Linked DNA regions of Homo sapiens: all the other regions are linked to region 2. The links are chromatin contacts, found by Hi-C or POLR2A ChIA-PET in ENCODE. All regions are on one chromosome and are shown on one strand. Each heading gives the region's core, a stretch centred on a gene start or an enhancer-like site at or near the end of the contact. The rest is flanking DNA. Distances are from core to core; before and after follow the strand shown.

What was found. A loop is a pair of places that touch in the nucleus more often than their neighbours do. ChIA-PET counts read pairs that join two places held with the same protein, here RNA polymerase II (POLR2A). Pooled maps may share reads with other maps.
Region 1: a map of CD4-positive, alpha-beta memory T cell shows a loop between it and region 2 (4-fold over the local background). The contact joins two enhancer-like sites. A Hi-C loop is called at or near these places in 2 of 168 maps with a recorded cell type or tissue (CD4-positive, alpha-beta memory T cell and naive thymus-derived CD4-positive, alpha-beta T cell), 1 of 37 single-sample maps with no recorded cell type and 12 of 50 pooled maps. POLR2A ChIA-PET finds 5 or more read pairs at or near these places in 1 of 52 experiments (MCF 10A).
Region 3: a pooled map shows a loop between it and region 2 (2.6-fold over the local background). The contact joins two enhancer-like sites. A Hi-C loop is called at or near these places in 1 of 168 maps with a recorded cell type or tissue (naive thymus-derived CD4-positive, alpha-beta T cell) and 2 of 50 pooled maps. POLR2A ChIA-PET finds 5 or more read pairs at or near these places in 1 of 52 experiments (activated CD4-positive, alpha-beta T cell).

What each region holds. Positions count from the first base shown.
Region 1 is chr5:143,354,587-143,357,464 of GRCh38, forward strand. All of the region lies in intron 2 of NR3C1 (nuclear receptor subfamily 3 group C member 1), which reads right to left. Among named protein-coding and RNA genes, the nearest start is that of NR3C1, 48 kb to the right of the region's middle. Within about 2 kb of position 1,330, at least 19 of the 41 ENCODE cell types and tissues checked have a DNase peak (open chromatin) inside an H3K27ac peak, as active enhancers do.
Region 2 is chr5:144,186,594-144,189,293 of GRCh38, forward strand. All of the region lies in intron 2 of KCTD16 (potassium channel tetramerization domain containing 16), which reads left to right. Among named protein-coding and RNA genes, the nearest start is that of KCTD16, 17 kb to the left of the region's middle. Within about 2 kb of position 1,343, at least 14 of the 41 ENCODE cell types and tissues checked have a DNase peak (open chromatin) inside an H3K27ac peak, as active enhancers do.
Region 3 is chr5:143,260,964-143,263,854 of GRCh38, forward strand. No RefSeq gene overlaps it. Among named protein-coding and RNA genes, the nearest start is that of ARHGAP26-IT1, 70 kb to the left of the region's middle. Within about 2 kb of position 1,553, at least 6 of the 41 ENCODE cell types and tissues checked have a DNase peak (open chromatin) inside an H3K27ac peak, as active enhancers do.

The DNA of each region.
Region 1 (2,878 bases), core at 80-2,579, 830 kb before region 2:
CAATTAAGTACGGTGCCTTATACAGGTGAGGTTTATGGTGCCTGAAAACAATTAAAATAGTAACATCAGGCTGGCACGGTAATCCCAGCACTTTGGGAGGCCAAGGTGAGCGGATCACCTGAGGTCAGGAGTTCGAGACCAGCCTGGCCAACATGGGGAATCCCCATCTCTACTAAAAATACAAAAATTAGCCAGGCGTGGTGGCACACGCCTGTAGGCCCGGCTACTGGGGAGGCTGAGGCAGGAGGATTGCTTGAACCTGGGAGGCAGAGGTTGCTGTGAGCCAAGATTGAACCACTGCACTCCAGCCTGGGTGACAGAGCAAAAGTCCGTCTCAAAAAAAAAAAAAAAAAGAAAAAATCAAAGATCACTGATCACTGGTCGTAACAGATACAAAAATGATGAAAAAGTTTGATATATTGAGAGAATTACCAAAATGTGACACAGAGACACAAAATGAGCACAAGCTGTTGGAAAAATGGCACTGACAGACTCGCTTAATATAGGGTTGCCACAAACCTTCAATTTGTAAGTGAAACAAAACAAAATAAACACGCAATATTTGGGAAGTACAATAAAACAAGGTATGCTTATATCTAAATATGACAGAATACCCCTATAATGGCCACAGCTATTATGTTATCAATTGTTCTTAGAAGCAATACCAGAAACATTTGGAGGGCTTTACTAAAATTCAGATACCCAACCCCAAAATTCTAATTTAGGAAATCTGGTATACAGCCTTGGAATTTGCCAGGTGATTCTTACTTGATACTTAGCCACTTGGGCTGAGGTGGGAGGACAGTCTGAGCCCAGGAGTTCAAGAATACAGTGAGCTAGGATCATGCCACTGTGCTCCAGCCTGGGTGACAGAGCAAGACCCTGTCTTTAAAAAATAATAAATAAATAAATAAATACATCTAATGGGGGAAAAACTCCAAAACTCTTGGTTTCTAAATATCATATAACATTTTCCCCCCAAATAGTGATGGTCAGTAAATTAAATACATTGAAAGTAGGGCAGAGAAACTCCCAAATGTGATCCTAAATAAATCAACATAAGGAGCAAGCCAATTTGAGAAATTCCGTTTAACTATAAAACCACCCTTTAAAAACTTCTCATTATCATGTTAAAGGTATTCAGATTCAATGAAACAGTACTAATAACTTCCAGGCCATTCCTAAAAGATCTTATAAGCCCTAAAAGACCTTATGAAATACTTAATAATTAGTACAGTTGTGCCTTTAATGTTTAAAAGAGGCAGAGACAAACAAGTTAAAAGGCATTTTCCTAACCCTGACTGTGAGTCACAAGCTTGATGCTGCCTGAAGCCAACTGGCATGGTGCCCATTTACAGTAAGTTGTTTACTCCCTGTCTACCAATCACACCACAGAGAAGGAATGCCTAGAGACATAGAGTGTCTTTTCAAGATAGATCAACAGAGAAAGAGGAATTTATAAGTTTATTAAATTGTTACAGATACTGTTTTTAATATTGCTCCAAAATATTCCAATCCACTTTCCATAATCTCAGCATTTTTAAACCAAATAACTAGCCCTCAATAGACAAACTTACAGTAATAGTTTATCAGTGGAATGGGTAGTATCCTCTCATCAGTTTAAATATCTTTTAAATAAAATTTTTAAAGGACACAATATCGATCTTAAAATGGATTTGAACTTAAGCCAATTAGACTGAAGTTGATTTAAATTGTTTTAAATAACCAATTTTTAGCATAAAGACTGAGAGCTTAATATTAATATTAATATTAAGAAATGGAGCATCCAGAGAAATAGAAAATAGAAAAAATGAACCCTGATTATCAAGAGAAAAATGGGTGGGAAGTATCTGTCTAGTATATCAACAATTTCACTTAATTCCCAAGCCCAAATAGCAGAGCAAATCACTCCAGTAACAATATTTAATACTTTCTTTGGACCCTCAGAGCTAGTCTGGACTGTCCCTTTCCTCCACTGCCCTGTTTTTAGTACATTATGCCCAATAATTTTGGAGTTTTGGTTCCTGCAATCTTTTGATCCTATAGTGATATTTCTGCTGCTGCTTCTTTTACTTTTCTGTTTCTCACAATTTGTATTTCTCAAAAAAAAAAACACACGCAAATGTTGTCACATTATTAAATTACTAAATTATCCTATACTTCTTTATAAACATATACTTTTTGCTGAAAAAGCTCAGTGCTAATGATCATCAGATGTACGTTACTTTTCCTTTTAAGAGCCCAAATGAGAAAGAATATACACACAGAATACTAGGATTAGTTTACAGGTCAGAGTACACACGTTATTTCTAAGATCTTACTAGGTGCAAGATTTAAGTTAGACTTCAGTCAATAGGTAAATAAATAAAATCAAATTCTATCTTTGTCCCAATAGTTAGTACCTGGAAAGGTGCTGGATTCATGACCTTGGAAATTGTATAGTTTATAAACAGAATTTCGAAATAATGCTGAGGCAGCAGTGGTACTTCCTCACCTCTTCAGTGCTTGTATTTTAAATCCAAAGGGCTAAAAAAGCATCAACTGTAAATAGGTTGAAAGTTACATATTTATAACGTATTGCTAGTGTATTTGCCACAGGAAAGCAAGTTTGTCAACATGGTAAATAGCTTGAAAAAAGATTATGCACAAAGAAAATTCAAATTTAGATTGATACTTTAATAATTACAGGGAAAGTTACATTTTTTAGATAAATTTCTAGCTTCCACTTTCTCTTTAAATTTTAACCAATGGGAAAAAGAAGAACAAAAAACACCACTTTGTCAATTTAACAAAACTATATATGGTATACAAAATTGAGCATAGCAACATGAGAAAGCTGAAATTGGAGAAAATCAAAAAATACACGTTTTACCTAATA
Region 2 (2,700 bases), core at 93-2,592:
TTTAAAAAACCAGTTTGTTTAAACAAGGCCAAACTGTTTTCCAGGTATCCACATTTTCTCCTCAACACATGCCCAATCCAAAGACAGAGCATCAAGGGCAATATACTCTATGTATGTTAAAGTTTTAATATTACCAAACTGATCAAGGTAAAGGATTATTAACTTTTTTAACCACTAGAAATGTAACATTAGCTGTGTAGCTTTTCTGGCCTCAGTTTTCTCAGCTGAATAATGAAGACAAAAAGAAACTGGAATAGGGATGTATTGATCCATCTATTCATTCAGTAACTCTTTATTCAACACCTATTATGTGTCAGGTTCTGTGCCAGGTGCTGGGGATGGGATATAATAATGAACAAAAATAATAATGATCCCTTCCCTCTCAGCGCTTACAGTGTCACTGGGGGAGAGAAACATGATTCAAATAATCACTCCTCAAATAGTCAAAGAACTCCTTAGGGCTTTTCAGTTCCTAAATTCCATATATACATAAACATAAAAAATAGTTCATAGAACACAAATCTTCTTACATGTTTATTTGAAAGATCTGACAAATCTCATTTATTTCTTAGACTCATTTTTTTTTCCAGATTATTAGCTACAGATATTGCAAACCACTTATAACAATTTTCTGCCTGCCAATGACATAATGCATTGTACTGGCTCATTATTGTAATAGTTGTTACTATGCATATTGAATGCAAATTTCAGGTAATATTTTAGTCTTCATTTTCTATTCATTCCTAGCACTGCCTTTCTATTTCTAACAGGGAGGGATTAAAAAATAACAGAGTCAATAAATTTTAGAGTTTCAAAGGTAAGAGCTGATTTCACACACACACACACACACACATATACACACACACATACACACAGGGGGCAAGAGAGAAAAAATGTTGTTTATTCTTCTAGCTATAACAAAATATCACTTGGGTTCCCCCTTTTCCTCAGATTTTAATTCTATTGATGAAGCATATACAGAGGAAAATATGAAAATGAGTTGTTTTCACTGAATCATTAATGACTTGAGGCTGGCAGTAGGTAGACTTCTTAATTGCTTAATTGTTTATTAAATTTATTCTTTAGCAGTTGATCTCTGGATTTCTTTGTGTACCCCAGAGTCTTGCTGTTAATCAAATATTCTGTAAAATTTTTGCTTTTGCCTGGAAAAATGATTCTACAAGTTCCAGATGTCTTAGGTTGTGTTAAATGTTTGAGGAAAGAAGGCTATTTATTGGAAACCAGCCAGGATCTTTGTTTAGATTATTTTTGCCAGCAGCTCTTCTACTTCAGGCTGTGATTTCATCAAAAAATATTTGCACAAGCCATTGCTTCAGTAACCACGTCTCCAGCCCCACCGGAAGTGGATGTGGTTAATCTAGTAGACAGCACTCTTCTGTCTGAGCCTAGCTTAGACATAGTAGACTGAAAAATTATGTATCTGGAGTTGTTTTTCACCAGGGTTGGCAAGAGGCTCTGATAATCTGCCATCATTATAGGTTTCTTGCTTCTTATCACAACAGCAAGGCTTCTTTGATGGGGTTGAGTCTAGGCAAATGTTTTGGTTGGTAATTAATTGTCCATATCTTACATTTCATCTGGATTTTTCTGTTAATGTGATCCTTCTATGTGTATTGTCCTTTGGTACTTACAAAAAGCTAATAGATATTAGCTTTGTACCTCTTCCAGATTTACTGTTATTTAGCAGTAGGGAATCATTAAGGCCGCATTCTCATCCTAGATCTGTTTTCTTATGTCTGTCAAGAGAAAGTACATGAGAAAATAGTCAAAGTTAGTTTTAAGAATGCATTTCCTGATGGAGTTTAGAATGATACATCTGGTGGTAAGCTTTCTCATCCTAACTCTTTTCTTTAACCCACAAAGGGTGCTTAACCAAAAGTGGCTAGGCTGATGGTTAGTAGGTAGGACATTTCAACCTCTGGCAAATTTGTCATTGAGCAGCATCAGTAAAAAGGTGGAAGATTCTCCACTATCCTCAAAACTTTTTCAATGACTATAAATCAAATGTAATAAAGAGGCATCTAACCAAAATAAAATTTAAGCTGTTGTGCCTAAGGTGATCCAAATATACATGAAGAGAAATGTATCAACAGATAAATAACTTGAGTTATGAAATAGGGGTTTGGAGTGGAAAAGAGTCAGGTGAGAGGTCAGCTTGAAAACACCAAATGGGGCATTGTAATATTCCTAATCAAATACTCACCTCCCCTCCCCTGCCACAAAAAGTTGAGAATCAATACTGAGTGAACAGCTTCTTTGAAAAGTGAATCTTTCTACAAAGAAGTTCCAAAAGAGAGATAAAAGATCAACTATACACAACATAATCAAAAGCAAGCCCTGTTGTCATGGTAAGGCCTTATATTCATGTGTAGGGTGTCTAAGTAGCACCAGTAATTTGCAAACACATTGATAAAGGCAATAAATAACAATGATATCAAAGGATGCACTTAGACATTTTGGACCCTCTAAGATATGCCAGGCTCTTTATACTTAAATCTACTGGAGTAGCAGTTCTGAAAGTATTTAACGCACAGCTCTTAACCTACTTGGAGAACATGTACTGTTTTGAAATTTGGATGAACTCTTGGGATCTCTAGAAAATGCAGAGCAGGTCACGCCTGTAATCCCAGGACTTTGGGAGGCCGAGGCGGGCGGATCACGAGGTCAGGAGATTGAGAC
Region 3 (2,891 bases), core at 303-2,802, 930 kb before region 2:
ATAATGGCTGTACTCATCAAACATTAAGAGATATTATAGATATCTTGTAATTAGATGCTAATCAGTGTACTGAGTTCTGAGTGTACATGAGCAATACAAAAGTAGGCCTTGGCTTTCAAGCACACACATCTATGGTGTCACGAACTTGGCTTGAGTGTGTGTTGACCCTTACAGCCCCTGCTAACATCCTAGAATTTTGGATTTGGAGTGTAAACAGTAAAGTTGCACTCATTTTCTTTAAAGATAGAATGCTAAAAACTATTATCAGTGGATTTTAGTGTTCTGGTTAGTTGGCCCTTTGTTGATCTTCATTATAATTGAGATTTTTCAGCTTTTTTCCAGACAATTGAACATCATTGATGATGTTAATTACTGTCTTTGAGGCAGATTTCGGCCCACATACCCATAATTGGCAGGGCAAACAAAGAATCCTTTTAGGATTATATTTAATGCAGTGCTTTATTCCCATGTTATAGATACAGAGCAGAATCTCTTATAAAACACCTCACTCTCCAGAAACTTCAGTATGTTCTAGATAAATTTGTACTCAGGGTACAAAGTAATGCTGAGACGTTTTCCCTGTGCTCCTAAAGGCCAAAAGATGGATCTGGCTAGAGCAAGGAGTGCTTGTGAAAAATGTTTTGTTCAGCTCTGTACTGTATATTTTTTGATAAACTGTTTTTTTAAAATGAATTCTTGGGACACATCAACTATGAAAGAGGTTGCAGCACATCCAGCCTTTCACCTGAGTCCCTGGCAGTTTTGTATATGAGAGGTGGTATATTAGCTTTCTGGTTCCTGTTTGCAATTTGATAGTGCGTTTTTTGGACTCTTTGCCACAAAGAGGTATGTAATCTGTGGCCTACTGTATTTGAGTAGGAAGCAGCTAAACTGTTCATGGCCCCCGGTCACAAAGATGATGCCATGTTTGATCTGTTCCATCACCCTGCTCTGACACACTGTATTTTTAAAACTTGAGATATGATTCACCCTTTCAAAGTGTAATTCAGTGGTTTTTAGTATATTCACAAAGTTGCGCAACCATCACCATCATCTAATTCCGGAACATTTTCATCACTTGAAAAAGAAACCTTGTACCCATTGCCAGTCACTCCCCATTCCGCTGCTTCCCTTTGCTTTTGGTAGCCACTAATCTACTTTCTCTCCTATGGATCTGCCTATTTTGAACACCTCATATAAATGGAATCACACATTATGTGGTCTTTTGTGACTGATTTTTTCTATTTAGCAATGTTTTCAAGGATCATCCGTGTCGTTGCATTTAATAGTACCTTATTCTTATTCATGGCTAAATAATATTCTATTGTATGCAGAGGCCACATTTTATTTATCCATTCATCAATTGATGAACATTTGGGTTGTTTTCACCTTTGACTATTGTGACTACAGTAATTCCCCCTCTATTTATGGGGGATACATCCCAAGACCCCCAGTGGATTCCTGAAACTGCAGATAGTACCAAACCCCATTGTGATAGTCTGTCTGGTAACCAAGATGGCTACTAACTGACTAATGGGTGAGTAGTGTATGTATAGCATGGATACACTGGACAAAGGGATGACTCATGTCCTGGACAGGACAGTGGGATTTCATCATGCTACTCAGAATGGTGCATGATGTCAAACTTTCAAATTGTTTATTTCTGGAATTTTAATATTTTCAGACTCTGTGGGTAACTGAAACTGTGAAAAGTGAAACCACAGATGAGGGGGACTACTGCAGTGCTGTTATGAACATTCATGCACAAGTTTTTGTGTGATTATATGTTTTCAGTTCTCTTGGGTATATATCTAGGAGTGGATTGCTGGATTATATGGTAACTCTGTGTTTAACTTTTTGAGGAAATGTTTTCTATGGTGGATGTACCATTTATATTCCCAGTAATGTATAGGGGTTCCAGTTTCTTAGTATTCTTGCCAATACTTGTTATCGTTCATCTTTTTACTTATAAATTTCCTAGTGGATGGTGACCCACTATATTTTGCTGGAAGAAATGTATAATCATCATATTTTCACATTTTCAGCCTTAAAGGCCTATTCAATACAAAAATAATCATTTTCTCTAAATCTTTATCTTTTACCTATTGAAGGCTATCATTGGAATAATTCAGTTATGTTATTTACTTGAACTTATAGGCTAATCATTGAAAATTCTTAATTATGACTTGAACTTTTGCCAGCTCTGAGGTGGATTTTATTGAAAATTTCAACCACATCTAAAAAAACTCATTATTTAGATGAAATTTAAAAATTATTTTAAATCACTTGACTATGTTCCCTTGCCCCAGACTATTTCCAGTGCCTCAGACAGTTAAATAATGTTATTGAAACAACTACAAACACAAGATTTTCAAAGTCATTACTAAACATTGCAGAAGAAATATTTGCTTCCTTGCTTTATAAGTCACCGTGGCCAGTGCCTTTGAAGATATTTTCAAATTGTTTACTGGCATTGTGCATTAAACTCTTTCTTCAGAGTAGGCTCTGTGAGCCAGAAAAATAGTAACCTTTTTCTTTGTTAATACTAAAATTTATGTTGACCGTATGATTCACAAACTTTTGACATTATGTTATCTCCTTGTGGTGGTTACATTATCCCTTTGAAGACAGATATTAATATTCTTCTTGTATATATGAAAAATATACTCAGAAAGATTAACAATTGCCCAAGGATTCACAACTAATAAGTTGCTCATGTAGGCTTTCGATTTCATTTCTCTTGATTTTTTTCCCTCACAGCTGTGAACCCCGTATATCTGAGACAGGTCTCAGTTAATTTAGAAAGATTTTTTTGCCAAGGCCTGTCATGACACAGCCTCAGCAGGTCCTGACCACATATGCCCAAGGTGGTCAGAATACAGTTTGGTTTT